7 separate regions of the Homo sapiens genome follow, and all the other regions are linked to region 6. The links are chromatin loops, found by intact Hi-C in ENCODE. Cell type or tissue: endothelial cell of umbilical vein. All regions are shown on one strand. Region 1 has its middle 5.8 kb from the start of LINC01348. Region 2 holds the start of LINC01132 (long intergenic non-protein coding RNA 1132). Region 3 overlaps LOC107985364 (a long non-coding RNA gene). Region 4 overlaps LOC107985365 (a long non-coding RNA gene). Region 5 has its middle 10 kb from the start of IRF2BP2. Region 6 has its middle 39 kb from the start of LINC02971. Region 7 has its middle 14 kb from the start of LINC01348.

Region 1 (4,000 bases), 160 kb after region 6:
TTGGCCTCACCACCAGGACCGGCAAGCTTTTCAATTCCCCCATCTGCAAGACAGGGACAAAGAATGCTTTGTCACCCCACCTACTTCTCACGGGTGTTATGAAACAACTATTTGCTCGGAAAACACTTTGAGCAACTTGGGGAAAGGTGCCCGGGGCTCAGATGACGCCTGTTGCATTTGATCCAGGCCAAGGAAGGACTGTGCCAACTAGTCATCCGGTCACCGCCGCACCCCCCGGAGGAGCAGGAGGCACAGCAGCTTCTCCTGTGTCTCCAAGCCTGTGTCACAAAGCCCGTTGGCCGTGCCGTGGTCCCAGAATCTACCCACAAGGTGTGTGTGTGTTCCTGCCATTGGCCGTGCCGTGGTCCCAGAATCTTCCCACAAGCTGTGTGTGTGTTCCTGGGGCTGCCTGAGCCACTGGTTTCAGCAGAATCTGAGCTCTCTATGGGCCTGGACAGTGGCCTCCAAACACCCAGCCTACCCTTAGCCAAGAAGAAGGGCCGAGGGTCACCTGGGGATAACATACCTGAGCTCCTGCCCTGCCGGGCGGGGCTGAGATTTTGCTGCCAGCATCGCAGGCAGGGAGCTGGGAACAAAGGCAAGTAGTCTTGGCTCCCCAGCCTCGGGAGGGCAGATCGTAACCTGCAAGCAGGCAGGTGCCTCCTGAGCCGACAGCAGTGGCAGCAGCCACCTCGTTACTATGACAACCATACTTGGCCACCATCACTCTGTCTCCAAGAGGGGCCAGCCCCAACCTTGACCACACAGGGTCACCCAGGGCTGCCCAAGGTGGAGAATGGAGAAGAACCCAGGCGAAGGCAGGCCAAGGGCCGATGGACACACCTCCCCTTTAGTCAACAGCTCAATCTAAGCTTCAGACTGGACATTCGACTCAAAGGTGGGACAGGCCTCTCTCTCTCTCTGCAGCATTCACCCCAGGCTGCTGCTTCAAGATAAACCCCTCTCCCTGCAGGTGACTTCAGCAAGGCCTTTAGCAGACAGTGAACAGCAGACAGCATGCATGTTTAATTATAACTCTCTTGCATAGGCAGGGCTGGCTATATACAGTATGTCTGCCTGTTACTAATTATATTTACTTTCAAACGAAGTGGGGGAGATCTTCTGAAGATGAGTCAGAAAACAAAAAAGCCCTTCGTTGTTATGAAAGCAGGGGAACGTCTCCTGAGAGCGTCTGAGCAGCACTGTCACTGCCTGACAATGGAAAACCTGAGCGCCAAGGCAGCCAACCCAGTAAACACTGCACGCTGGCTTTCCTGGCCCAGCGTCCCTTCGAGCCAGTGCCTGAACTGCATACCAAACCACAATCAATAGGAAAGGCGTTCTCCCTCCCGGACAGAGTGGCATTTAGAGCCTGGCTGGCTCTTCCTGCAAAGACAGGGCGACTCGGCGATCTGCTGTCACCTTAATTGGGAGGCAGCGTTCCAGTTGAAACACAGCAAAGGTTTTTTCCCTCATCAAAGGAGAAGCATTCTGACCAGATGGCTGAATTGAAAAGGCTTCATCCTCAGCCTCCACACAGCCAACGGTGTTATTAATAACAACACTGCGAATGCCACAAATCACATGCGAACACCTAGAAACCCAAAATAGTCACCACACGCAGAGCAGTTGTCCGCGCCTTGGCGGCGATTAGGTCATTGTACTAATTTCAGCTGGACGCAGCCTCACACACATATGTGGACTCACATCCGTGTCTGTCTGTGTGTTTGAGGTCTGCAAGGGTGAGGTGCCCGCGGTTGTTTGAGGGGAACTGGTCCCCAGGCCCCACTCAGCCATCAGCTGCCTCTTCTGAGAAGACTGCGTGGGCAGCCCTGCCTCCTCTCCACACAGACGCCAGAGTAAGCCCAGCCGAGGGTGACACATCCGCCCAGGAGAGCCATGCAAACTCATACTGTTCAGAATGGGTTTTCCAATCGTTTTCTAAACAGTCACACTTGTTTTGTTTGCTTTCTTCCAGGAAGGCTGCACTGTTTTGGAAAAGTAGGGGGAGGACATTTTTTTAAATGAGTTCACTTCCTGAGTCTTTAAAATATTTCCCTGTAGACAGAGTATTGGGAAGCTGTGGCCAGAGGACAGAGCGGTCTCAGGTGGGCGGCACCCGGAGTATGAGGATCAGAGCGTGTCCCCCCACGCGCACTCTTCACAAGCCGGGGAACTGGAGTTGGCAACGAGACAGCAAGGAAGGAGCTGGGAGAGCATCCCTTCCCAAACCCCCATCCCACTTCCCACCACCCTCCAAGAAAATGTTTCTAAAGCCAGGTTGGAATTTGGAATGGGTTTTCCTGTTTGTCCGGGCAAGGTTGAATTGTGAAATCACATTATTCAAAAGAGAAGAGAAACAGTAGATATGAGAGACTAGTCACTGGAGATTTTATTAGGAAGGAATCATGAGGGTAGCCAGCATGAGTCAAAGTGCATTATTTTACCCGTTACTCGTGGTCGCCCTATGAAGCAAATGGTGGTGAGCCTATTTCACAGGTAAGGCCCCGAGAGGTGAGGTGGCAATCCCAGGGGCCCTCTACCCACTCCCACAGACTAAGTCGGCTTCCCTGCTGGACACCTTAGCAATCTGCACCATTCCTTCATTGCTGGAGTCATCACTGGAAGTGAAAGTTATTTGCAGGGTGAGTTGGCCTATGTCTGTCACTCCCCACTAGAATGAAAACTCCATGAAGACGGGGCTTGTCTTGCTCACCAAAGTACGCAGACTGGGCACAGTGCCGTGAGCACAGTAGCTTTGAAATATGTATTTATTGAAGAGATTAAAAAAAAAAAGCCAGGCATGGTGGCTCACACCTGTAATCCCAGCACTTTGGGAGGCCGAGGCAGGTGGATTACTTGAGATCAGGAGTTCGAGACCAGCCTGGCCAACATGGCAAAACTCCATCTCTACTAAAAATATATACATATATATATATATATATGCACAGTGGCGAGCACCTGTAATCCCAGCTACTTGGGAGGCTGAGGCAGAAGAATCACTTGAACCCGAGAGGCGGAGTTTGCAGTGAGCCGAGACCACGCAACCGCTCTCCAGCCTGGGCAACAGATCGAGACTCCATCTAAAACAACAACGACAACAAAAACAACGACAACAAAACCCTCTTGTTCTAAAGGAAGAAAGAAGGCCCAAAAAGAGAAACATGGCAACGCCGAGCATGCCAGCAGAAACATAACATGACCCACTTCAAAACCAGTGCCACAAACCCTTCCAAATTCACAAAACACTGGGGCCTGGAGGGCCTGGTACCTGGGCAGTGAATAGGCCTTTCCACTTCCTATCGAGGCACTGGACGGTATGCATAGGGAGTGTCCCCCCACATGCAGCAGATGGGGTACGAGTGCCCTTCCGACAAATGGAGAATCAAAGACAGAGACAGCAGTGCTTTATCCTGAAAGTAGCTCGAACAGCAAGGGCAGAGCTTGGCATCAGATCTGTCAGCCCTGCCCATAATTCCCTGATCAGATCACAGATGGAAGCAATGCTCTAGTTTTCAGAGCAATGGTCCAAATTCTAGTTTTACCCCACAAAGATTACACCCAGCCTCAAAGTGTGGGGACCTGGTCACTGAGAAAGCCTCCCTTTTCCCACCCTGGCTCCCCCTGCTCCCCTCAAAGCCCCCAAGCTTCACTAGAGTGGGTAATGAGATGAGGAAGAAGAGCAGATGGAAGAGCAGGCAGAAAAGGAGGGCTGGAAAGAGGAAGGACCCTCCCACCACCTCACCAAACTGAAGGCTGTGCTCCCAGCAGGCCTGCTGGGGTCTTGTCTTCCATGTGTTTTAAGGCACAAGCATTTGTAAAGGCCTGTTGGCTCATTGTGTTCCTGGCCTTGTCTTAGCACTAGAACTCCTCAGGAAAAACACAGAGCCCTGCCCTCGAAAGGCTTCCAGTCTCACAGCAAACCAAACAGTACAGCTTAGAGGTCTCCAGGCACAAAGGCTGCTTGCCATTCCTGGCTTTTCCATTCTCCCAAGTCCGG
Region 2 (4,000 bases), 190 kb before region 6:
TAGCCCCTAGTCCTTCTCGCTGAAGACGGTACAAGGAGGGTGGCAAGGCAGAGGTCTGGAGGGAGAAGAGTAAAAAGCTCCTTGTTTGCGTTAAAACAAACAAACCCCAAGATATGCCAGTTGTTTCAGAAGGTGAATTCCTACTTCAGGTAGTCCTTAAGAGTCACCAGAAATCCAGGAGCGAAACTGCACTGAGATTCCATTAACTGTGAAAAAAAATAACAAAATAAACGGGCCACACAAAAAGAAGAAAACCGGCCTGCCCAACGAGGGCTGCGGAGTGCAGCCAGAGTCCCTTGTACCAGTAGATCATATTGTGTCCATTTAATAATAATAAGAAGGGGCACCCTCCGCGGAGGCTTCACCCAAGGAGTCCTGTCCCACCCGCAGGCTCGGGCGCCCGCCTGCAGACCTCGGACGCCGGCCAGCGTCTTGTCGTGCAAGGCCGTCCACAGCCAGCATGGCCTTAATGAGCCCATTTCAATTGAAATGAGATCAATACTACTCATTTTTCTCTTGCTGGCTCCCGAGTGATTCATGAATCTGAAAACTAGTTCATGAATCAGAGCAGGGTGGGGTGGAGGGGCTGGGGCGGAGGCAGGCAGGGGAACATTTGTGCAGTCGGCAAACCTCGATTCCTTTAATGAACCTAGCCATGAGTTGCATAACGCTGGCCTGCCTGCTAGTTTAAAACAGTCTTTTCGGAAGCAGCTTTCAGCTTGACTTATTCACCTATTTTCCTCCTGGAAAGGGGAAGAATGACACTGGGTACTGATTGTGTGTCTGTCTGTCTCAGGGAATACTTTTTTGCTCTTCGTGTGTGGAACCGTAGGGGCTTCCCTGGACAAGAACGTGTGTCCATGTGTGTGTGCATACATGTATAATGGTCTTTGTGTGCACATCCTCTGTGTGTGTGTGTGTGTGTGTGTGTGTGTGTGTGTGTGTATGAGTGAGCAATGTGTGACCGGCCTCGGGCCCTTTAAACCTGAACAGGAGCCAAGTTCATTTCTCAGCGGAGCTTCATAAGGAAGCACGAGCTGGGGCAGTTGGAAACCACATCCCTGTGAGTGCTGATTACAGCCTACTAAGGAAAATGAGATTTTTATCTCACAGGAATTCAGTTATAAAAATAAAATACAGCGTCTGGCTTGATTCAGCTAAATGTACAAGCACTAGGGTGTTTTTAATTTAACAGAGAAGCTGGACAAGAAGAATGACCTAAAACATTGCATTTAAAGAAAGTCAGAGGCGAGGGGGAGGCTACAGGAAGTGAGTGGGAGTAGAGATGTGTGTGTGAGAGAGAGAGAGAGAGAGAAATGGAGGGAGAGGGAGGGAGGAAGGGAGGAGGGAGGTGGAGAGAGAGAGAAAAAAACCACCCTGCTGGCAAATGAATGCAGCAGGGATGATGTCATTGGAACAGTTGGAGGAGAGAGGAGAAAAACAACTCGGAGCTGTGCTAATCCTGTTTGCTGCCCTGAAGGGAATGGAAGGCGGCCAAGGCAGGGAGTTCTGGGAAACCATATAAGGGTGCCAAACAAGCATTGCCGCCAACATTAGGAACTGACAGCTTTGTTCTTTGTAACTTGGCTGCCCGCCAGAGGCCTCATTTCAGCTCTGCGGCATGATTACCCTGGACGGCCGCCAGCCCCGCGCTGAGAGCTCCTTTTCTTCTCTCCGAGCTTTTTTTTTTTTTCCTCTTTCCCTCTGCCAAACATGCAGCAGTTACCATGGCAGTGGAAAGTAAAGTTTTAAAAAAACACAACAAAGTAGAGAGGCACGCCTTTATCCAGATGTGCCACATGAGCAGATAGAAAAGGCAGTTCACCTATTCATCGGGGCCTTTGACTGCAGAAGAAAACACTGGGGCACTGGCTGTCAAGTTCGGGAGGGAGGTGACTCCAGGATAAACAGAGCAGCGAGCAGCCCTGGCTGCAGACAGAGAGGGGCTGGCTCCCAGGCCCTATTTTCCTTCCCTCTCTCTCTCCCTTCCTGGGGCATTGTGGAGTGCGTAATGTGAAACGGAAAATGTCATGATTTCCACTGGGAACGTGTCCACGGTTTTGAGAAAGCTCCAGAAACTCAGGTCCATAAAGCACTGAGGGGAGGAGGAAGGGAGGGAGGAGAATGGGCGGTCACAGTGCCCTCTGGTCACCAAGGTGAACCCAGCGAGCAGGAGCCAGTACGTGGCTGTGGCCCAAGCCTCTGCCTGCTGCTGGAGCATGGCCAGGCCGTCGTCGTAGGGTTGCAGGCTGTTCGGGGGTCCTGGGTCCCACGGAGCCCTGGGACCTGAGGGACAGGGATGTTCCCTTTTCCCCCTTGGAGGTGTAGCCAGTAGTTTGGCTTTACAGGGGGACTCTGTGAAGAGTCCAGTTCCCTATTTTTAATCAGGTTCATTTTTCACCTGCTTAGAAAGTGGAACATCTCCTGAAAGGTGACAAGTCGTGATCAAAGGCAAGTCTCCAGGCAGAGAGTTGGCAGGTTTCCGAAGCAAAGGTTACTTAGAAGTGGAGGCTCCACTGCCAGCTTCCCCCCGCTGCAAAATCTGACACTCCTCACCCTCAGGGTTCAGCAAGATTCTCGGAAAGGCCTTTTCTGATTCTAGGAGGTGCTGCAGCAGGAGCTGACTCGGCCATTTCCTGGCCTCTTTAGTTGGAAGATGACAGAAAGGCGGAAGCAGGGACTGCTATTGTGAGGCCCATGGCAGCCTTCCTGTAAAACAAATTGGCAAATTGTCACCTTCAGATGGACCACAGCTGGCCCTCTGAACAGCCCTCCTTGGCCTTTCCAGAGTGTACATGATTGTGTCCCATGTCCAGGGAGAGGACAGAGCCACCAGGAGGGTCAAGGTCGTGGAGGGAAACATGGGTGAGTAAGAGATGGACCCCAGAAATCCCTCCTCATGCTCCTCCCTGCTGTTATCACAGGCCTTGGCTGCCTTTCTCAGGAGGCATTCCCAGCTCAGAGTTGGGTATGCACTAAGTTAAAGCAAAGAGGGCCCTACTGGAGTGAGGGCAAGGGGACTTGGTTGACCTCCTTTGGGGATGTTGCGAAGCAGACCCATTCCCGCCCTTGCTGGCTGGAATGCCCAGTCCTTCCCTGCCTCCCCGGGCCCCACACACCCTGGCTGACACCTGTGCTGAGGACATGGCCGAGGAGAGCTGAAAGGAGCAGAGGAGGGGAGAAACGTGTACCAGTTCCCATACAAACAGGACCCACAGGCTTGGGGTCCCCAGAGGTTGGCAGAGCCAGGGGATACTGGGAGCTGGAGGCCAGACAGGGGCACACTTTTGCCTCAGGTTGTTGAGGCAGTACAAATAAAAACTTGTTGCTGGGCAGAATTGATCCAAAAACGAACTTCAGTTTCTTCAGAAGAGGCTCAGGTTTGGAAGTAGAACTTGATATGGCGGTTGTCCCCTTTCCTTAACCTGCGACTCAAAACCAAGGGCAAGTGGATCTCTCACATCAGACACAGGAGCAGCCTCCTAGAGTCTGCTGGAGCAGCTACCCAGAGTGAGAGAGGGCTACTGACTTTGGAGCTGATGCTCAGGTCAGGGCCTGGTTGAGCCACATCCCCGTCCTTCATTCCCAGCCCCTGGTGACCTTCTAGAAGCAACACTGAGTTCGGCGGCTTGGTGTCCACTGGGGCACAGCATGTCTGAGCCTAACCCAACAGCCTCTCATTGGCTTAGCTTGTCTTCCCAGGTACTGCCTGGAAAAGCAGCCTCTGGCGGGGATGTCTGGGCCTGCCCTTCCTTCCTATCTCGACCTGGGTGGAAATCCGACTCCCTGGGCCTTGTTTTCAGAGTTCCAGTGTTCTCTCTCATAGCCTGTAAGTGGAGAAGGGCAAGCTGAAGAAGGAACAGGCTGTTTTCTCAGGGGGAAGCGGGGCAGCTCGTGTACGCCTCCCAGCATCGCTGCGTGATGGTTTCATCCGGCCCTGAGGATATGAATTTGGTTGCTCCAGGAGCTCCCCCAGCCTCAAGATCCATGAATTGGATGG
Region 3 (4,000 bases), 150 kb before region 6:
CGGAACGCAAGAGGCTCCAGAAGGGCTGTCAGATTTAGCAAAGAAAAATGCAGCATGCACAGTGAGATGTGAACTTCAGATAAACAACATATAATTGTTTAGTGTAAGTATGCTCTAAATATTGCATGGGACATGCTTTTTATTATAACATTGAAGGTATATTTGCACTAAAAAAGGGATGTGTTGTTTATCCGAAATTCTCATTTCACTAGGCATCCGGTATTTTATCTGGCAACTCTTTTCCAAGGTCAACAGAGAGTCCTAGACCATAGACCAGAAAGTCCATTCTACCCGACACTGGGCTACAAGAAATGTATATTTGTGGGGATCAGCCACACTGGGAGAAAGATAGCTGTCTCATGTCACCAGGGTAGATGAAGAAAGGGTTCTAAAGCCTAGCAGCATTCATATGATAGGTACCTGGGCTTGTTTTCAAAGATCAGCAATCAAGGGGAAATGACAGAGACGCTGGAGGAGGCTGGTCCTCCCAGAAGCTAGTGGCTTGACCCAAGAAGGAAGAAAATGGCGGCTGCCTTCCCGGACCCAGGCTGTAGGCCGGGAATTCCCAGCTCTTTGATACCGTATTCCAACTGGTATGATCTGTTCGATGCCTGCTCTAGCTCTATCCCAAATATGTGTTATATGGCTTCCATCAATATTTTTTATGTAGTGCAAGCTTAATTTAATCTGAGAGTGGTTTAAGAATACACATACTTCTCAGCCATCAAAAGAACACGATTAAGAATCTCTGTGCTAGAAACTAGAAAGTTCTAGGAGATTACTGAAGGAGAGGCAGGAATGGGAACTGAGATGAAGAGGGCAAAGACTTAACCACCGACGGTCCATTTTTGGAGGAAGTGGCTGAGTGGAGTCTGGAAAAAAAAAAAAACAACAACCAGATAACCTGAAAACCAGCTGGGCTGGAAGCAAAGAGAGGGCCCAGGCATTAGCCCGGCCCTGGGGGCAGCCCAGACACACCCCAGCATTTCTCAGGGGGAAGAAGGCACAGCCTGCTGTTATTTACAAAGCTGTTGTTGAGAATTTTGAGGATCTCTTCCAGGTTCTCGCTTATGTAAATTCTAATTCACAGTGCCCTGGCCCCACATGTCTCGTAAACCAGGCCTGATATTGTAAACCTTCGCCATTCACAGAGGGTTTTAGCTTTGCCTTTGTTCCCCTCTCCAATTTCCCACTTCACAAACCTGGATCTAAAGCTTTGCACGTAGTTGATAGGGAAGTGTCGTTTGAGCAGTTCTAAGAGGCTGTCTTCCTTCTTCCTCCGACCCCCACAGCTCTGGTTTCCTCTTGGATATCAATTATTGGCTTTTACATAAGAAGGCTAATGCATTTTCAAAGCAGGCAGATCACTCTCCCATGTTTTGACAGTTTGGCTTTAGTTGAAATATAATTAAACTTTTTGAAAACAAGAACCTTGAAACTCAGTCTTCACACTGTTTGCAGGTTTTTTCCCCCTCACGCATTCAGTTTTTACTTGCTGCGGCACAATTGATTTGGTCTTCACTTTCTGCGCTCAAAACAAACACTGGGTTTAGGCATTCTGCTCTCCCAGCACCGCATGGCTGAGGGTGGAAAAAAATAACATCTGAAACAGGCCGGGCTTTTGATGATACCTCCTTATGACAGACACATCGAAAACCACCGACGGTGAGTCACCCACATTCTGTGCATACCCTCTCCGAGGAGCAGGAAGTGTGGCTATTTTAAACCCTGAGGCAATGAGAAGTTTTCAGATGCGTCCTAAGGCGCTCCGGCCAGCGCCCTGCATGCACACGAGGGCCTTCCTCAGTGTGGCCCCAGCACATCTGTAGACCTGAGGCGACACACCCAGCCTTCTGCCAGCATCTCTTTGTTTATTCTGCTTGTCCTGGTTTTGCGTTGACACGAGCAAGCCGAGTCTAAAAAACACAGAGCTACAGAATTTATAAAATCAACAAAAACTTAAAAAAAAAAAACAAAAAAAAAAACACACCACCACCACCAACAACAATCGGAGCCTGGCAGTTGGTGAGGGTGGGTGGGGGCGAACAGATGGTGCCACAAGATGTCCTCGGGCGGCTCACTGGGGACCGAGCCTTGTGGCTCTGTGGCCAAAAATAAATAAATAAGTCAGGGCCCAGCAGAAGTGCTTTCACTTCTAACCCAAGTCACTAGCTGTGGGTAATGAGTCCTCTTACTCCTTGTTCCCCATCTCCAAAGGCCAAACAAACAAGTAGAAAAAAAAAGAGAGAGAGTGAGAGAATGAATTGAACTGAAATGAAATGACTATAGATGAAAGATATATATATATATATAAAGAGTGGCGGGGGCGGGGGAAGCCGGGCGCTGTGGCTCACGCCTGTAATCCCAGCACTTTGGGAGGCCGAGGCGGGCGGATCACGAGGTCAGGAGATCAAGACCATCCTGGCAAACACGGTGAAACCCCGTCTCTACTAAAAATACAAAAAAATTAGCCGGGCGTGGTGGCGGGCGCCTGTAGTCCCAGCTACTCGGGAGGCTGAGGCAGGAGAATGGCGTGAGCCCGGGAGGCGGAGCTTGCAGTGAGCGGAGATCGCGCCACCGCACTTCAGCCTGGGCGACAGAGCAAGACTCTTGTCTCAAAAAAAAAAAAAAAAAGTGGCAGGGGGACTTGAGGGAAATAAGCCAGATGTTGCCACAAAAGCAGTTACAAATCCTGACCTTGTTTGCTAAAGGGAGCAGGCTCAGCCAGGATGCGAGACATCTCCAGGTGCTGGGAGCTTCTGAGGATGGTGAGCTCCCAGACCGAGGCAGCAAAAATGGCCTAGAACCCATCACTGTGTGGGGAGGATCCGGCTTCCTTGATGTCGGGGAAGCGTTTCCAGAACACTGGCCACTGATAGAACCAGCGGTCGATGTGGCAGGGCCTGGGATTCAGGCAAGACTCCATTTGGCTGTAATGTTTTTTATCTTTATCGGCAGTTTTCTTAGAGAATGAAATTGTTTGGGAAGTGGAAACCCAGCCTTCAGCATCTTTTAGCACAATGTGTTAAGACTCCCGAACTGGTTGGGAGCTGTATAAGCCACACAAGCATTCCAAATAATACATATTCTTTCTATTGTTGCAGATGCTAACTGCCTCCTAACTCTGATAAAACCTAAAGAATTTGTTGGTGGAAGAAAGTCCTAGAGTTTTAAAAAGCAGCTGCAGAAGAGACCAGGCCGCCTACACCCCTTGGCTTGTGGCCTCTTTACTCCACCTTGACAGCCAGCAAGGTGGCCTCTCTGGTACCTTTCTTTTGCATTCACTCTCCCTCTGTCTCCTCTTGTGACTAGCTGTGGGTAATGAGTCCTGTTACTTCTCATTCTCAATCTCCAAAGGCCAAACAAACAGGTAGAAAGAGAGAGAGAAGGAATTGAGCCGAAATGAAATGACTTTAGAATAAAGATTTGTATACTAAAAAAAAAAAAAGAGTTGGGGGAACTTGAGAGAAATGAGCCAGATGTTACCATGAAAGCAGTTATAAATCCTAACCTTGTTTGTAAAGGGAGCAGGCTCAGCCAGGATGCTGGACATTGGTCTCACCTGGAGAACTCAGGCTTCTCTTCCCACTGTAAGGTCAGCTGATTTGCAGCCTCAGCTCCTCCTGCAACCTTCCTTTGCCTTTGCCGTGTAACCTAACACATTCCCAGATTCCGGGGATTAGGGTCTACACATCTTTAGGGGGCATTATTCTGTTGAGGGTCAGTGGTGTCCTTAGCACTGAGACAGTTACTTGTCTGTCTCCACAGTTTATTTGTTAGGACATATGACCAGGCAATAGTTGCTCTGTATAGTAGAAATACAGTCAAATAATAGTGTAAATTAAATTGATAATACACATTTACTATCTGCCAGATATAAGCACTTCACTTCATGCGTGTTAACACTCATTTAAGACTCATGATAGTTCCATGAGTTAGGTACTATTATTAGCTCCACTGTACAGACGAGGGAAAGTATAGGGTGTATCCATGGTTGGGA
Region 4 (4,000 bases), 74 kb before region 6:
GACAGAAGTAGAATCATTGCGACTATTTCTTGATTAAGTAGCCTAAGTACATTCATCAGTGGTGTCGTTTTCTGGTTTCCAACAACATAATTTTGTTTGTTGATTATTTTATCCAAAGATATTGCTATACTAAATATCCTGCCAACAGATGTTTCCTCCGGTTTATAGATGTTCACACTTGGTCCCAGACTCTCTTCTAGGTGCTGAGGATACAGCCGTGGACATCTAGCCCCAGTGCAGCTTGTATTCTGATGGGATAGGAGGTGAACCCCAGCAACTGAGCTCCTTTGTTCATGGCAATAAGCCGCCCAGAGCTGACTCCCATTCGGCTGACCACACTGGCTGTGAGCTGCAGCATTTCGGCTTCACGTCCAGGACCTCAGAAGTACAGCAGGAAACTTGACCTAGTCCTCTTCCAGACTTCAGGCCCTTCCCTAACCCCAGCAAGACCAGCCAACAGGTTTCAGCTCCCAACACAGGGCGGATCTCAAACATAACAGGTGACTCAAATGCAGTCTGCGATAGAGTTGGCGCTTTGATGAGTGTCTGGCCCCAGGAGAAGGATTTCAGAAAGCTCAGTTCACAGCACACATCTGGAGGGGCATCCTCAGGGCTTGGGTTTCTGGCAGGCATCTGGGCTGAGGGACTAGCAGGGCTGTCTATGCGCTCACACAGGAAGCCCCGAGAAACATGCCACCCGTGGCAGCCAGCTGGGCTTTCCGCAGAGCCAGGGTTCTGTCCCACTTGTGAGCTGCTTATCTCATCCTCCACCCACACCCCAGGGAGGCAGTGAAGGGCTTTCAGGCAGGAGCAGCCTCATAAGCACTATAATAATGTCAGTTGACTTGAGTTGACTAATATCATGACAGCGTGTTGCAGTCTTCAGAGAAAGATACTAAAATGGTTGTGCTATTACGGATCTCAGAGCATTAAGGAAAGTTGACCAGCTTTCACTGGGCTGAACCAAGGGGTGAAGCAGTCAGAGACAAGGCTGGGACTTTCCTGTTTCTGTAAAACATACTTCTTTCCATTCAAAAAGTTTTGGACAGGCAATATGCAAAAAGACAACTGCTGAATGATTCCACTTGTATGAGGCACCTAGAGGAGTCAAAGTCACAGAGACAGAAAGTAGAATGGTGGGTGCCAGGGACTAGGGGGAGGGGAATGAGAAGTTCGTGTTTAATGGGTACAGTTTCAGTTTGGAAAGATGCAAAGGCTTCCGGGATGATGGTGATGTTTGCACCATAATGTGAATGTACTTAATGAATGCCACCAAATGGTACGCTTAAAAATGCTTCAAATAGGCCAGGTGCAGTGGCTCATGCCTGTAATCCCAGCACTTTGGGAGGCTGATGTGGGCGGTTCACCTGAGATCAGAAGTTTGAGACCAGACTAACCAACATGGAGAAACCCCATCTCTACCAAAAATGCAAAATTAGCTGGGCATGATGGTGCACGCCTGTAATCCCCGCTACTCAGGAGGCTGAGGCAGGAGAATCGCTTGAACCCAGGAGGCAGAGGTTGTGGTGAGCCAAGATCGTGCCATTGCACTCCAGCCTGGGCAACAGAGCAAGACTCTGTCTACAAAAAAAAAAAAAAAGCTTCAAACGGTAAATTTTATGTTGTGTATATTTTACCACAATTAAAATGTATGGAAATATTTATTCTGATTCTTCAGTTAGATCATTTGTGGGTTAAATATGCCCCATGTAGCATTTCTTTCTGTAAATATACTGCCCCATCCCCCACATGGTATTAGACTGAGATTCCTAAGGGTAGAAACTATTTATCATTCATCTTTTTAGCCCCACTCCACCCAGTACAAAGCTCTATATAACATACCACTGGATAAATGTTATTTAAAGAAAAAAATGGATGAACAAGTGAACTCAGAATTCCCATACCGTTGCACCACGTTTTTTTCTAAACATGTGTTCACAGAATAGTAGCAGCAACAATGAGCATTATGAATGCCCTGTATTCAGAGTAAATAAGACTGTCAATCCAAAAGAAAAAGAAATAGTTAAGTGCATATATCTAGCCATATTGAAAGTTTCCTACCCTAAGTCCCCAGACAGCCCTCACTTGACTCTCATGAGTAGTAGGAGTGATAAACGAATGAATAAATGAATGACTTTTCTTCCTGGTCCACAGGCTTAGATTTTCCCAGTCTGGATATCAAGGGCATTCCATGCAGTGAGACTTTAAAGTCTCTAGAGAGGGACAGGAACCACCTGAAGTTGTTTCAGCTTAGACGTCCCTTTCCTTAGTAGCTCCTTCCTCCAGGGTGAGGCAGGAAGTGATCGCCAGCTGCCTCCCTGTTGACCAGGCTATGAAACCTTTTACAGTCACTTGGCTTCACTTCTGTGCTGTTTTTTTGGGTGAAGACTTTCTCATTTTCTGGTAAAGCAGATATTTAAGGGGCAGGAAACTCAACATCAAAAGACCGGAACAGAAGAGAGAAATCCTTGCATTATTCGGAACCAGCGAGTATGTATGGTGCAGGCAACTGAAACACCCTCTCTCTCTGCCTTTTTTTTTTTTTTTTTTGCATTGAACACTCTCAGTGTCTTCAAATTCCTAAGATTTTTTTCTTAACATCTCACATTTTATTAAATAAATCCAACCGCTGTGTATCACCGTCATTCTTAGCAAAGAATACATTAGCTATTTTCTTTGCAAAACAAAACCTAACTCTCATCTAAATAAAATCTACATGCAAAAGTAAGTGATATTTTCTGATCAGTACAATAGAATTGCCGTAAGTTTGGTCAAGGCTCTTGGCCTGCTTTCTAAAGATGTCCCTAGTATCTAGAGAGATCTCAAAATCTGTAATCATCGTGGGAAAACTTTTTCTGTGTTCAGAAATTCAGGATGACAAGAACTATCATTTTGGCAATATCTTAGAGGAGAATCTGAAAAGCTTCTGGCCACAGAAACGCCTAAATATGCTGTAGAAAAATAATAAGTGTGGTGTTAAAAGCACAGCTGAAATGAGTGAAGGAAATCCCAGAGACTGAGTATAAAGAAGGTCTGAGCACAAGAAAAAGTGCTGACACTTGGCTGCCTGAGCAGTGGGAGATCCGCTGAGGGAAAACAAGGTCACCTCAAGTTTCATAACCACAGACCACACTTCACATGGGTTTGGAGCTTAAGTTTACTCACCTGTATGGTCTAGGAAAGCTACGTCAATTAATTAACATAAAAGGAGTCCCAATATCACAAGAGCACTTGCCAAAACAAATAAAAAACTTCTCTATAGAAACCAATCTTCAACCTCTGCCACACAAGATTCCCATAGTGAGCACATTCTTTTAAATAGAAGCTCACAATCGAAAATTACAAAATGCGTTTAGAGACATGAGCAAGAGTGCACTACAAACAAGAATAAACAGACACAACGGGCGGCACAGGTAATGAGTCCCCAGAACCCCCAGAACATCAGCTAATAGAACTATCAGAAGGAGGATATGAATTGTTGTTAACATAACTGAAATGTAAAAGGAGAAATCAAAATTTTGAGAAAATAAATTTAAAAGACCAGGCATATTTGAAAAAGTACCATATGTTACCTCTAGAAATGAAATGTGTAACATTAAAAATAAAAACTTAATAAACGGGGCAAAGATTGCCAAAGAGAGAATTGATCATCCAGGAAGTGGTTTGGAAACAAATTACCTAGAATGCAACACAGAAAGATAAAGATATTTCTTACATGAAAGAGAACTTAAATACATGGAAGATGAAATGAGAAGCTCTAGCATGCATTACATAGGAGCTCCAGAAAGAAAGAATGGGGTAAGAGGCAATATTTTAAGATAGTGTCTGACAGTTTTCTAGAACAAGATGAAAATCAGATTCAGGTAGCATAATTAGTTCAAAACGAGATATAAAAATCTAGAGGCATTATAAGGAAAAGCTGCCAAAGGGCAAAATCAATTGGGAAAAAAAAAAGAAAAGATTACTTTCAAAGAAACAACAGTTTGACAGCAGACTTAAA
Region 5 (4,000 bases), 320 kb before region 6:
AGGCTGAGCCTTGAGTAAATGAATCTGAGCATAGGGTGTTTCAAGAAAAATATGCATATTCTTTTTTTGTGATATTTTTAGTTCCAATGAAACTATACATCCTCCAAGGTGATGATAACTTCGAGAATCTTCTGGTACTGTGATTGAAACCCAGTGAGTACTCTAGCTACAAGACACTGGCCTGAGACAATGCATTTTCTGTGATGACAGCAGGGGGAGCCCCTTCTCTCCAGTGTTTCAAAGCGATTTGCTATTATTCTGTTTAATATAATAACTGAAAGTCTCTATTTTGGGTGGTAGGCACTCACTGTGCCCAATCACCTAATGATGCCCTGTATGACAGCACCTTCTCATGTCTGGTTGATAAATGAAAAACCAGAAATCTGTCATAGAAATTACCTAATTTGATATTTTAGCCCCCTCTGAGGCAAGTACATCATATATATATATATATATATATATTTTTTTTTTTTTTTTTTTTTTTTAAGACAGAGTCTCACTTTGTCGCCCAGGATGGAGTGCAGTGTGGCGATCTCGGCTCATTGCAACCTTCGCTTCCCAGGTTCAAGTGATTCTCCTGCCTCAGCCTCCCAAGTAGCTGGGATTACAGGCATGCACCACGGCGCCCAGCTAATTTTTGTATATATAGTAGAGACAGGGTTTCACCATGTTGGCCAGGCTGATCTCAAACTCCTGACCTCAGGTGATCCACCCGCCTCGGCCTCCCAAAGTCCTGGGATTACAGGCGTGAGCCACTGTGCCTGGCCTATATTTTTTTTTAATAATTGCAAAACAGACACAAAAGCTAATTGAATTACCTGAGATGACTGCGCAAGTCCCAAGAACATCTGGAGATTTCCTGACCTTTATTCTAGTGGTTTTATCTGGGGGCAGAACTGGACAATTCTGAGGTGTTTTCAGAAAACCTTGAATTTGCATCTCTCAGCATAGTTCCCTCTCAAAGGTCTTTGTGAAGGAGCAGAGCCACTGAAATTGCATTGCTGCTGTGTTAAAAACAGCCACAGGAAAAGAGCAAGAATAATTTCCTAGGAATTGCATTTCAACCCGGAAAAGCTTCCAGATTCCTCAGTAACATATATAAAGAGCAGAGTGCATTGCATGATTTCCATCTCAAACTTCTAAATGGTTTTTGTGCCTATTATCTAGAAAGAAAAATATGTTGGTGAAGGAAGTCTTTGGGTAGGGTTGTGTCTAGGAATTCACAAGCCTGAAGCAAGGCTTTTTTTTTTTTTTCTAGCCTCCTATCCATTCACCGGTTCATTCACTTTTAAACAATCACTAAAACTATTACACAATACTTATTCCACAATCTAGTTGCTACTTCTGGTAGCCAGCACCCTGCCCCCCCAACTCCAAGGCTGGTGATGGAGAAATAGTTTAATGTCAGTTTTTTAAAGTGACAGGGGTCATGCTGTTCATTTTTTGAGAAAATACTGCAGAGTATTAAAGGGAATAATTAATAAAAATTAGCAGTTAACTAATTGGGTAGAACCTCAGGTGCACAACAATGCTATGATCAAAGAAAAACTTTTTTCTTCAAATTTAAATAAAAGTTTCTTGATAGAAAGTAAACTCATTTTCAGGCAGTCAGTTGTTAACAGTACTCTGGGCAGTTCCCATAGGGGCATGTCCTGAGGTTTGCTTAATAAATACATTTTTATTAGCATGCACCATCCATTAGTGCTAACACAGATGCTTCTTAAACACGCGTGTTTACTTCACCAGCACGGAACATTTGGCTTATTATAGCTGCAGCCAAAAAAAAAAAAAAAAAGCAGCATCATGATTTCCAAAAAGGGAGTGACATTTGATTTGGGGCAGCTCTTGTCATGCGCCATCTCCAACTTAGAAAATCCACCCTGTACAGCCCGGCCCGCGTCAGGGACCCTTGCAGGCGGCAGCCACGGCTGCTGCTGACGCGCGTTTGATCTTTTCTGGGCCACCGAGGGCTCGCCACACCCCTGCTCTGGCGCGCACGTTCCTCGCTCGGCCTCGCCCAGCAGGAGCCAGACCTTTTACTTTATTTGGTTCACCACGCGGTCTCTGCTCCAGAGAGCGCGCCGGCGGCGGCGCACTCGGGCCCTCGCGCGCACTCGCACATTCTTCCCCGGGAACGCGGGCGGGGGGCGCGAGGAGGTGGCCGGGCCCGGGCTGCGGTCCCTCTAATTATAGCCCGGCAGCTGGCGCGCTGGCTTGGCCTGGCGCTCGGGGCCAGGACTGGGCGGCGGAGCGGAGGGGCGGGGCGCACCGGGCCGTTTCCCGTTTCCGGGCCCGCGCCCCGCCCCGTCCCGTCCCGTCCCGTTCCGTTCCGTTCCGCCCCGCCCCGCCCCGCCCCGCCCGGGGTCGCGCGGCTCCACGTGCGCAGAGCCGGGCGCGCGGAGACTGCGCTGCTCCAGCCCGGGAAAAGTTCTAGAATAGAGGCGCGGCGCAAGTCAGGGGGCCGCCTTGGAAACCGCAGCAAGGGCTCCTTGTGGGCTCCAGGCTGTTGGAGAGTGAGGGAGCCTCCTCCCCTTTCCTTCCCGTGGAGTAAACAGAGCTTGGCAGGGCTGGAGGCTTTCTTCCTTTTAAAAAGTGCCATTCTGAACAACGATACAAAGTGAAAAAATAAATTTTTTAAAAAAGAAAGGGAAAAACTACAATTTGACCATTCTGACCAGCCTCCTTGTTCCAACTGGCCTCTTGATTTGTATAAAGATAATGGGGTCCGGCGGCCCCCTTGATGCATGAATTGCACGCTGGGCATAATGAACTTATTGTGCGAAAGCACTTTGGACTTCGGACTGTGTTCCTATGTCAGAATTTTACTGTGGTTTGTAAGATAAACTGGAAGGAAACAAACTCGTGGTTAACTCTTGTCAATACGTGTCTTGAACCAAGCAAAGTGACATTTCCTACCTGTGGCTTTGACTTTAAGCTGCACAAAAGGTAGGAGCTAGCCTCTCAGCTGTTCAAAGCCTAGAATGAGATGCCTGCTTAGTAGGTGTTAAATTATAACAGCAACAACCCATATGGTGCTTATTAGGAGAATAGTATTCCAAAACTTCTCTAATGACTGTGACCCTCCTGTGAAATTCTGATTTCAATTGTATATGGGGTACAATAAATCTTTATCTTTTATCACCAGAAAAGCTAATTGAACTGCTGTTTGCAGGCAGAAATAACAAAATGGGGGTAATGGGCTCTTAGCCTGGGCTAAGACTCTCAACAGCTTTTTTCTGTTTTGCAGCTCACACATACAGTCGGCTCAGGCAGACGGCCCAAGACAAGCCTGTGCCAAAGAAATGCTGATTTAGTCTGACCCAGACAATCTCTACTCCCACATGTCACTTCTCTGCAGAACTCTTACTAGTATGGCAAATACTTTAAAAATCATACAATAAAAGAAGGCAAAACCTCAGTAATTTGAGGTTCACTTTTAATAAACTCTTTCCATGCATTAAAATAAATTGAGGCCCTGAGCTCTGGCGAAATGTTTCCGGGTTTTTAATTCCCACCGCCCCCCCACCCCGGAGGCATAAATAGCCACATACGCAATTCAAAGTACTCTATTTGAACTAGTATAGGAAAGATGTTTTCTATAGATATTGCAGATAAATTTGCAATGACTTAAATATTTATCTGCTAAAGTTGCTGAGTGCCTCCACAACAAAACCGAACTCATTTTTTGTGCACGATGGGCATCTGAATGCTACCTGATGGTGATGATATAGAAATACTAATTGCTAAGTAAAAGTGGTAAGTGATGTGATCTACAGATTATGTAATGTAGTTCATTTCCCCCAAAATGTAAACTATATTTAGAAATATTCAAATGTGACATTATTACCCTATACAGGATGTCTTATCTCAGCATCAAGGGCGTCTGTAGAGCTGCTGGAGGAGGCTCTTTAGATTACGCAATCTAACTTCTGACAGCCCATTCAAAGGATGAGAACCGGTGCCTTGAAGCTCTCAATTTAAACTAGGAATCCTGTAGTCT
Region 6 (4,000 bases):
AAGGCTGGGGGAAAGAGCCACACGGTGTCCTCTGGCTCTGGGCCTCAGCCTCCCCACATGTCAACAGCCACCTTCCTAACTTTGTTTGCCCTGCTATTTATAGAGCGATCACTTTTCTACATAAAGCCCCGAAATAGAAGTGTTGAAAGAGCAGCTGGTGCCTCACGGGAACCTAATAAAACGTCTGTTTCCAAACAGGCCTGCTTCTCTCTGTCATAAATATTCTGTAGTTCTTGCACTCTCATTCTGTAATAGCAGGCACATTTGCATAAAAACAGGATTCAGTTTATTAAGAATTTATCCCTTCCCTGCTGTTTACTGCCTGCCTGAAGATTCCCAGGGTCGCACATGACGTGACCCGGGGTAGGGTCACACCTGACTTTAGCCCACAGATGAGGGGTACCCCACAAAAAGAGAGAGTGAATGGGCCGGGCGAGGTAGCTCACACTTATAATCCCAGCAGTTTGGGAGGCTGAGGCGGATGGATCACCTGAGGTCAGGAGTTCAAGACCAGCCTGGTCAACGTGGTGAAACCCCATCTCTACTGAAGATACAAAAATGAGCTGGGCATGGTGGTGGTGAGCGCCTGTAATCCCAGCTACTCAGGAGGCTGAGGCAGGAGAATCACTTGAACCTGGGAGGTGGAGGTTGCAGTGAGCTAAGACGTGCCACTGCACCCCAGCCTGGGCAACGCAGCAAGACTCTGTCTCTAAAAAAAAGACAGAATGAAGGCATAAAGAAGGGTGTGGACATCCGTGGGCTTCTATTCCTCTACTACAGCAAAAAAAAAAAAAAAAAGAAAGAAAAAAAGAAAAGAAAAGAAAAGAAAAACCCATAAAATTTGACACACATACACACACGCCAAGCGAATTAGCTTGCCAGGTCCCTAGGGGAATGTTTGGTGGGGCCTGGAAGGGCAGCCATCACCGGATGGAGAGGCAGACGCCTGAGATGGCCTTTAGGGTCCTCTTGTCCCCTGAGACTTCCTGTCTTTTTTTGGCTTTCAGATTTGTCATTGGATGATGTATTAGTCTTCTAAGACTGTGCTATGGTTTGAATGCACATATCCTCCAAAACTCATGTTGAAACTGAATCCCCAATATGACAGTATTGAGAGGTGGGGACTTTAAGAGGTAATTGGGTCATGAGAGCACTGCCCTCATAAATGGATTAATCCATTTGTGGATTAATGGGTTCATGGGTTATCATGGAAGGGGAACCAGTGGCTTTATGAGAAGCGGAAGAGAGACCTGAGCAAGCCCGCTCGGCCCCCTCACCGTGTGAAGCCCTGCTCTGCTGTGGGGCGCTGCAGAGAAGGCTCTCACCAGATGTGCCCCCTTGACCGTGGACTTCCCAGCCTTCTAAACTGTAAAAAATAAATCCTTTACTTTACAAATTACCTAGTTTCAGGTAATTCAACATAAGTAACAGAAAATGGACTAAGACAGGCTGCTATCACAAATCTATCCCAAGCCGGGTGGCTTAAACAACGGGAATTTCTTTCTCGCAGTCTGGAGGCTGGGGGACCCAAGATCAAGGTGCCAGCTGATTGGGGCCCTGGTGAGGGCTCCCCCTGGCCTGCAGCCAATTGCTTCTCCCCGTGTCCTCACATGGTGGAGAGAGAGAGGAGCGTCGAAGGGCACCAACTCTATCGGATCAGGGCTCACCCTGATGACCTCGCTTAACCTCAGCCACCTCCGTAAAGCTCCAATCTCCAAACACAGTCACATGGAGGGCTGGAGCCTCAACATATGAACTGGGGTTGGTGCAGGGACATAGACAGTCGGTCCATACAAATGACAACACTGCTGTCACTGAGGGCCCCCAAGCCCTCCTTCCGGTCAGAACTGAAGAACGTGCCCTCCTCTCAGCTGCCCTGGGCCCTGTGACCATTCTCCTTGCCAAATGAAGTCTTCGGTGCCACCAATTGCAGTGGGTAAACGGCCTGCCTCCCACTGAGGGGGCCGAAGGGCCGAGACCGGAGGTAGGTAAGATGGAAAATGCCCAGGTCGCTGCCTGCAGAGCAGGTGAGGACCTGTGTGTGATGAGCACGCCTCTCCCAGGGGCCGACCCGGGGAGAACCACCCCTGACCCTCTGGACGACCGGCACTCAAGGGTCCTGCAGGGCCTGCCCCAAGCACTGTGCTTCTCCCGTGCGAATGCCATTAAGTTTTTTGTTCATTGTTACATGCCTAACAATTGGGAATGTTTTACTTGGAAGCGGTGTGTGATTCCCATCATGCTGTACTTCCTTTGTACTGAACAAGTGTTATTTAATGGGGCAGTTTTGATTGTTTTGGAGATAGGCGTCTATTTGGGAAGAGGCGGGGTTTGTGTGAGTTTGATTGTATTGGCCAGCTTCCTCTATTTTTTCTGGGAAATCCTTCTTCCCGTGTGTGTAGATGGCAAGTCTTACAGAACCGCATAACCACGCAGCCTGTGAGACCCTTGCTCTGGACGGCTTTGAGGCGTCCGACCCAGCCTGCAGCTCCAGAGTCCTGGAGGAGGCCACAGAGGGTGGGGGCAGAGGCTAAGTTTGTGGCGCCTGGGAAAGTCACACTTCGGTAAAGCCATCAGTGCAAGCTTGCCTGTCCCTTTCACAGGCCGTATCGAGTTCCAAATGCAATTCCAGAGGCCTCTTGCTTTCTTCTGGGTCAGGCAGGCTTGGGGCCCCTTCCTTCCCGTCCCTGGGCCCCCTCCCCCACACTGAGAGGCCTTTCCTCTCTCAGGGAATGGCAGCTTTCAATTAAAGAATGACCATTGTTCCTTCTGGGGGAAAAGAGGCCCCGTCCCCTCCGTCCTTTCTCATATCCTGTTTCTGGTTTCTAAGACCCTCCACCTCGGGGCCAAGGCTTTTGCACCCACCTGACACTCCTGCGTTTCCTGCTCCTGCCCCCCTTACTCTTGCCCTCCAGCTTCTGGCCTTTCCCTTGCAGGCCTTCCTGGCCACTAAGGCCCCCCACGCCTGGTGCCCTCCATCCTGCACAGCCCTGGCCTCTGATTTACCTGGGCAGCTCTGCCTCCTCTTTCCTCACCTTCATGCTCCATTGGTCTCGGGCACATTTACCCGGGACGTAGCCTGAGAGACACACAGCGAATTCCCCGAACAGAGTCCTTCGCCCTTCCGGGCAGGCATCACTCAGGACGCACACTGCAGACAGCTTGCTACCACCGGGGAGGGAGGTGACTCTCCCCATGTCTTAATGCCCACATGAGCTCCAGGCAGTGTCCTGCCTCACAGACGCATGTGGCCACCGAGTTGCATGCCAGCTGCCCCTCCCTGGAGGAGCCATTTCTTTTGGCTGCTGGGGCCAGGCCTATGTCCTGCCCTCCCCCTGAGGCCCAGGAGCAGTGCTGGCTGGCTTGGAAGCCCAAAGCCAGAACATCCTTCCTATCTTTTGCAGCCAAAAGCTATTTTCTGTTTACCTCTGGAAGTTCACTTCCTTCTGAATACTGAAAAAATTCTACTGGGATCATTGCCCTACACAGAAAAGCAGACAGAGTTGGGAGTTGAACCCAAGAACCTAGAACCCCGCCAAATGCAAGGTAACCTGAGGGCACATCCCTCAGTCCTCGTGCCTCTCTCTTTCTGTGTGGTCTTGCTGTGAAGGAGTGGTGCAGAAACGTTTTAGAAGAAAGCTCTGGACATAGACACACTCCTGTTCTCTGCCTGTCTTATCCCCACTGCTATGGCCAGGAAGAGAGAGAAACATGCTTTGAGGATTTTGCAATTTCATCCTCCTGGGTTTATAAAATGTCTTTTTTTTTTCTTTTGAGACGGAGTTTTGCTCTTGTTGCCCAGGCTGGAGTGCAATGGCATGATCTCAGCTCACTGCAACCTCTGCCTCCCAGGTTCAAGTGATTCTCCTGCCTCAGCCTCCCGAGTAGCTGGGATTACAGGAGCCTGCCACCACGCCCAGCTAATTTTGTATTCTTAGTAGAAATGGGGTTTCACTATGTTGGTCAGGCTGGTCTTGAACTCCTGACCTCAAGTGATCCA
Region 7 (4,000 bases), 170 kb after region 6:
AAAAAAAACTCATGCCTGTAATCCCAGCACTTTGGGAGACTGAGGCAGGTGGATCACCTGAGATCAGGAATTCAAGACCAAACCCCTTCTCTACTAAAAATACAACAATTAGCTGGGCGTGATGATGCATGCCTGTAGTCCCAGCTACTCAGGAGGCTGAGGCAGGGGAATCACTTGAACCCAGGAGGCAGAGGTTCCAGTGAGCCAAGATCACGCCACTGCACTCCAGCCTGGGCAACAGAGCAAGACTCCATTTAAAAATAAAAATAAAAAAAGAGAGGGCCAGGCGCAGTGGCTCACGCCCAAAATCCCAGCACTTTGGGAGGCCGAGGCAGGTGGATCACCTGAGGTCAGGAATTTGAGACCAGCCTGGACAACATGGTGGAACTCCTTCTCTACTAAAAATACAACAAGGAGGCTGAGGCAGGAGAATCACTTGAACCCGGAAGGCGGAGGTTCCAGTGAGCTGAGATCATGCCACTGCACTCCAGCCTGGGCAACAGAGTGAGACTCCGTTTCAAAAATAAATAAATAAATAAAAAAGAGAGGGCCAAGCGCAGTGGCTCATGCCTGTAATCCCAGCACCTTGGGAGGCCAAGGCAGGTGGATCACCTGAGGTCAGGAATTCGAGACCAGCCTGGCCAACATGGTGAAACCCCTTCTCTACTAAAAATAAAAAAATTAGCTGGGCATGGTGATACGTGTCCGTAATCCCAGCTACTCAGGAGGCTGAGGCAGGAGAATGGCTTGAACTCGGGAGGCGGAGGTTGCAGTGAGCCGAGATCGTGCCACTGCACTCCAGCCTGGGTTACAGAGTGAGACTCTGTCCTCCTCCCCACCAGCCACCCCCACCCCCCACTGCAAAAAAAAAAGAAAGAGAGGCCAGGTGTGGTGGCTCATGCCTGTAATCCCAGCACTTTGGGAGATTGAGGTGAGAGGATCTGGCTTCAACCCAGAAGTTACCAGCCTGGGCAATCTAGTGAGACCCCATCCCTCCGAAAAAACTAAATATTAGCCGGGTGTAATGGCATGTACCAGTAGTAAACTCCTGGCAGGAGGACTGCTTAAGCCCAGGAGTTTAAGGTTGCAATGAGTTATGATGGCACTGCTGCACTCCAGCCTGGGTGACAGAGCTACAGAGAGAGAGAGAGACAGAACTGAGAACCAGAAGAGGCTAAAGCAAGTAGAAGAAGGCAAGCGTCCCTTCAGACCACGCCTCCACCCACCCTTGACCCTGCGAGAGGGATTTAGACACAGTGGCAGCTGGGAAGCCAAGAACAGAACACATTAAGCCTTGCAACCTAATGCCAAGATTCCGCCCGAGAGACCCCATTTCCTGCCCTCTCTGCACATTCCTTCCATTCCTCCCAAGCACCTTCTCCCACTGCTATTTTCTTCTTTCTTCTAGAAAACAAGTCATGTGGCCAGAAGGATGTCAGGCACTTCTGCTTTCTCTTTTAGATTCCCGGGTTCTTATAAGGTTTTCCTGGCCTTCTCTCTGCCTGCAAAGCCCCTGGCACCGCAGAGGCCCCCAAAACACACAGGATGATAAAGCTCTAGAGAGACAGGATGGAAGCCTGGGTGCATGAGTGCGGGAAAGAGGGCACAGGGGCTACTAAATCTTTGCCCAGATGGCGGGGCGGGGCTGGGGGAGCAGAGCAGCAGCAACAGGCTGTGAAGTGATTTTGTTCTGTTCAGTTAGGAAGGAGGTGGGTGGAAATGACAGTTTGGAGCCGATCAGAACAGAGGAAACTGTTTCAGGAGAAGCTGCCTCCCTTCTCCAGTTCTAACAGTGCCATCAAGCGGCTCGAGGAGCAGGCGCAGGGCAGTGCCTCCAGACAACCTGAGCTGACCCCTCAGCAGAGGAGCACGAGGCTGGGCAGAGGGGCAGCTCTCAGCACCCTGCCTGTGGCAAGGGCCAGTCTTCAGCCTCCCAGACAGATGGCCAAACACCTTTCCCTAGAACGATCTGCAAGGAGGTGGGTAAGGTATCTCCCCAGTTGTAGGAATAATGCACAAGCACCTTGATGGATACGGACAGTCAAGTTTATCAAGGTCCTGCGAGGCGCTTCACTGGAACACACTGGGACAAATGCCATCGTCCTGTAAAAGGCGCCAAAGCACATTTTCAACCTGAGACGTGGTCAGTCACCAGGGCAAGCCTGTCAATGCCATCAGGCCCTTGTTGATTGATGTTCAAAGGAGAGCAGAGGACAAAGAGGACAAAAGGGCGCTGGGCAAAACCAGCTGTGACCAGCACACCAGGGGGAAGGCTCATAGGATCCTCCAAGCTAAATTTATTGTTTCACCTACTTCACTCGCATTCCTTTTTGAATTCTGCAAATCAAAATCTATTCACCTAAGAAATACAAGGCTGGGCACGCTGGCTCACGCCTGTAATCCCAGCACTTTGAGAGGCCGAGGTGGGTGGATCATACAGTCAGGAATTCGAGACCAGCCTGGCCAATATGGTAAAACCCTGTCTCTACTAAAAATACAAAAATTAGCTGGGCTTGGTGGCGCATACCTGTAGTCCCAGCTATTCGGGAGGCTGAGGCAGGAGAATCACTTGAACCCAGGAGGCAGAGGTTGCAGTGAGCTGAGATCACGCCACTGCACTCCAGCCTGGGCGACAGAGCAAGACTCCATCTCAAATAAATAAATAAATAAATATAAAAATTAGCCAGGGTGGTGGTGCACACCTGTAATCCCAGCGACTGGGGAGACTGAGGCAGGAGAATGGCTTGAACTTGGGAGGTGGAGGCTGCAGTGAGCTGAGATCACGCCACTGCACTCCAGCCTGGGTGACAGAGCGAGACTCTGCCTCAAAATAAATAAAGAAGGAAACAAAAGACTTTCTCAGCAGTTGTGTGTCTGGATAACCGCAAATGAGGAGGAGGTGGACAAGGAGGAGGGAGAACATTCTACAAGGAGCCCAGGACCCTAGGGTGGGTCCAAGCGCTGACATTAAGTCACTGTGCACCTCTGAGGAGGTAGCCTCACTCTCTCAGCCTCATGTTTATCAGGTGTAAAAACAGAGGCTTAGAACGAGATCCATAGTTTTCTTTTTTTTTGAGACAGAGTCTCACTGTCTTCCAGGCTGGAGTGCAGTGGCGTAATCTCTCTCACTGCAACTTCTGCCTCCTGGGTTCAAGTGATTCTCCTGCCTCAGCCTCCCGAGTAGCTGGGACTACAGGCACACGCCGCCATTCCCGGCTAATTTTTGTATTTTTAGTAGAGACAGGTTTCACCATATTGGCCAGGCTGGTCCTGAAATCCTGACCTCAGATCCACCCTCCTTGGCCTCCCAGAGTGCTGAGGTTACAGGCGTGAGCCACTGCATCTGGCCAGATCCATGGTTTTCTTTTTTTGTTTTTTGTTTTTTGTATTTTTTTGAGATGGAGTCTCACTCTGTCACCAAGGCTGGAGGGCAGTGACGTGGTCTTGGCTCACTGCAACCTCTGCCTCCTAGGTTCAAGCGGTTCTCCTGCCTCAGCCTCCAGAGTAGCTGGGATTACAGGCACCTGCCATCACACCTGGCTAATTTTTTGTATTTTTAGTAGATTCGGGGTTTCACCATGTTGGCCAGGCTGATCTCGAGCTCCTGACCTCAGGTGATCTACCCACCTCAGCCTCCCAAAGCACTGGGATTGCAGGCACGAGCCACCACGCTCAACCAGATCCATGGTTTTCAAAACCACAGCTCCTCAGACCCCAGGGGAGGGGAGGAGCTAACTGGATGGACTTTGGCCCCCATCTCAGTTTACCAGAACAATTCATTCATTCTTCTTTCATGTTTCGCGTTTAGGTTAAGATTTTATTTGAACAAAGTGTTCTGCAGTCTTGTGGGCACTTTTGGAGGGATCTGCCCTGCCCATGGCTCTCAGAACTGTCCCCCATGCCCACAGAGTTGACCTGAGGTCAGGAGTTCGAGACCAGCCTGAGCAACATAGTGAAACCCTGTCTCTACCAAAAAATACAAAAATTAGCCGGGCATGGT

Evidence for each region. A loop is a pair of places that touch in the nucleus more often than their neighbours do. Peaks named below come from ENCODE experiments on the same cell type or tissue, not always from the same donor. Only the 100,000 strongest peaks of a DNase experiment are listed, where the experiment ranks them.
Region 1: a loop joins it to region 6, with 4 times the contacts of the local background. A loop is called at or near these places in 49 of 110 quality-filtered maps.
Region 2: a loop joins it to region 6, with 7 times the contacts of the local background. A loop is called at or near these places in 40 of 110 quality-filtered maps.
Region 3: it touches region 6 in a loop (11-fold over the local background); 6 of 110 quality-filtered maps call a loop at or near these places.
Region 4: a loop joins it to region 6, with 7 times the contacts of the local background. A loop is called at or near these places in 5 of 110 quality-filtered maps.
Region 5: it touches region 6 in a loop (3-fold over the local background); 33 of 110 quality-filtered maps call a loop at or near these places.
Region 7: a loop joins it to region 6, with 7 times the contacts of the local background. A loop is called at or near these places in 48 of 110 quality-filtered maps.

The regions. Positions count from the first base shown.
Region 1 is chr1:235,073,577-235,077,576 of GRCh38, forward strand. No RefSeq gene overlaps it. Among named protein-coding and RNA genes, the nearest start is that of LINC01348, 5.8 kb to the left of the region's middle. RefSeq lists an enhancer at 1,695-1,944. In endothelial cell of umbilical vein, no CTCF peak of the experiment used is centred here; DNase peaks (open chromatin) are centred at 1,235 and 1,935; H3K27ac peaks cover 2,409 bases.
Region 2 is chr1:234,722,814-234,726,813 of GRCh38, forward strand. LINC01132 (long intergenic non-protein coding RNA 1132) reads left to right here and starts at 1,229. Exons shown (of 3, transcript NR_038856.1): 1 at 1,229-1,269; 2 at 2,410-2,865. RefSeq lists enhancers at 446-1,008, 1,573-2,135, 2,136-2,699, 3,263-3,826. In endothelial cell of umbilical vein, no CTCF peak of the experiment used is centred here; DNase peaks (open chromatin) are centred at 998, 1,528, 1,988, 2,648 and 1 weaker place; H3K27ac peaks cover 4,000 bases.
Region 3 is chr1:234,770,865-234,774,864 of GRCh38, forward strand. It overlaps LOC107985364 (a long non-coding RNA gene), which reads left to right. Exons shown (of 3, transcript XR_001738532.2): 2 at 3,105-3,264. Among named protein-coding and RNA genes, the nearest start is that of LINC02961, 13 kb to the left of the region's middle. RefSeq lists enhancers at 542-1,741, 1,498-1,792, 1,528-1,747, 1,768-1,817, 1,838-2,007 and 1 more. In endothelial cell of umbilical vein, no CTCF peak of the experiment used is centred here; a DNase peak (open chromatin) is centred at 1,677; H3K27ac peaks cover 1,462 bases.
Region 4 is chr1:234,842,347-234,846,346 of GRCh38, forward strand. All of the region lies in intron 2 of LOC107985365 (a long non-coding RNA gene), which reads right to left. Among named protein-coding and RNA genes, the nearest start is that of LINC02961, 84 kb to the left of the region's middle. RefSeq lists an enhancer at 698-817. In endothelial cell of umbilical vein, no CTCF peak of the experiment used is centred here; a DNase peak (open chromatin) is centred at 2,325; H3K27ac peaks cover 1,491 bases.
Region 5 is chr1:234,597,899-234,601,898 of GRCh38, forward strand. No RefSeq gene overlaps it. Among named protein-coding and RNA genes, the nearest start is that of IRF2BP2, 10 kb to the right of the region's middle. RefSeq lists enhancers at 1,453-1,966, 1,967-2,480 and silencers at 2,024-2,553, 2,954-3,003. In endothelial cell of umbilical vein, a CTCF peak has its summit at 205 (motif pointing right); DNase peaks (open chromatin) are centred at 243, 2,363, 3,193 and 3,663; H3K4me3 peaks cover 836 bases; H3K27ac peaks cover 3,307 bases.
Region 6 is chr1:234,916,049-234,920,048 of GRCh38, forward strand. No RefSeq gene overlaps it. Among named protein-coding and RNA genes, the nearest start is that of LINC02971, 39 kb to the right of the region's middle. RefSeq lists an enhancer at 1,648-2,327. In endothelial cell of umbilical vein, no CTCF peak of the experiment used is centred here; DNase peaks (open chromatin) are centred at 2,333 and 3,343; H3K27ac peaks cover 2,703 bases.
Region 7 is chr1:235,082,095-235,086,094 of GRCh38, forward strand. No RefSeq gene overlaps it. Among named protein-coding and RNA genes, the nearest start is that of LINC01348, 14 kb to the left of the region's middle. RefSeq lists an enhancer at 466-988. In endothelial cell of umbilical vein, a CTCF peak has its summit at 1,794 (motif pointing left); DNase peaks (open chromatin) are centred at 1,327 and 1,707; H3K27ac peaks cover 1,808 bases.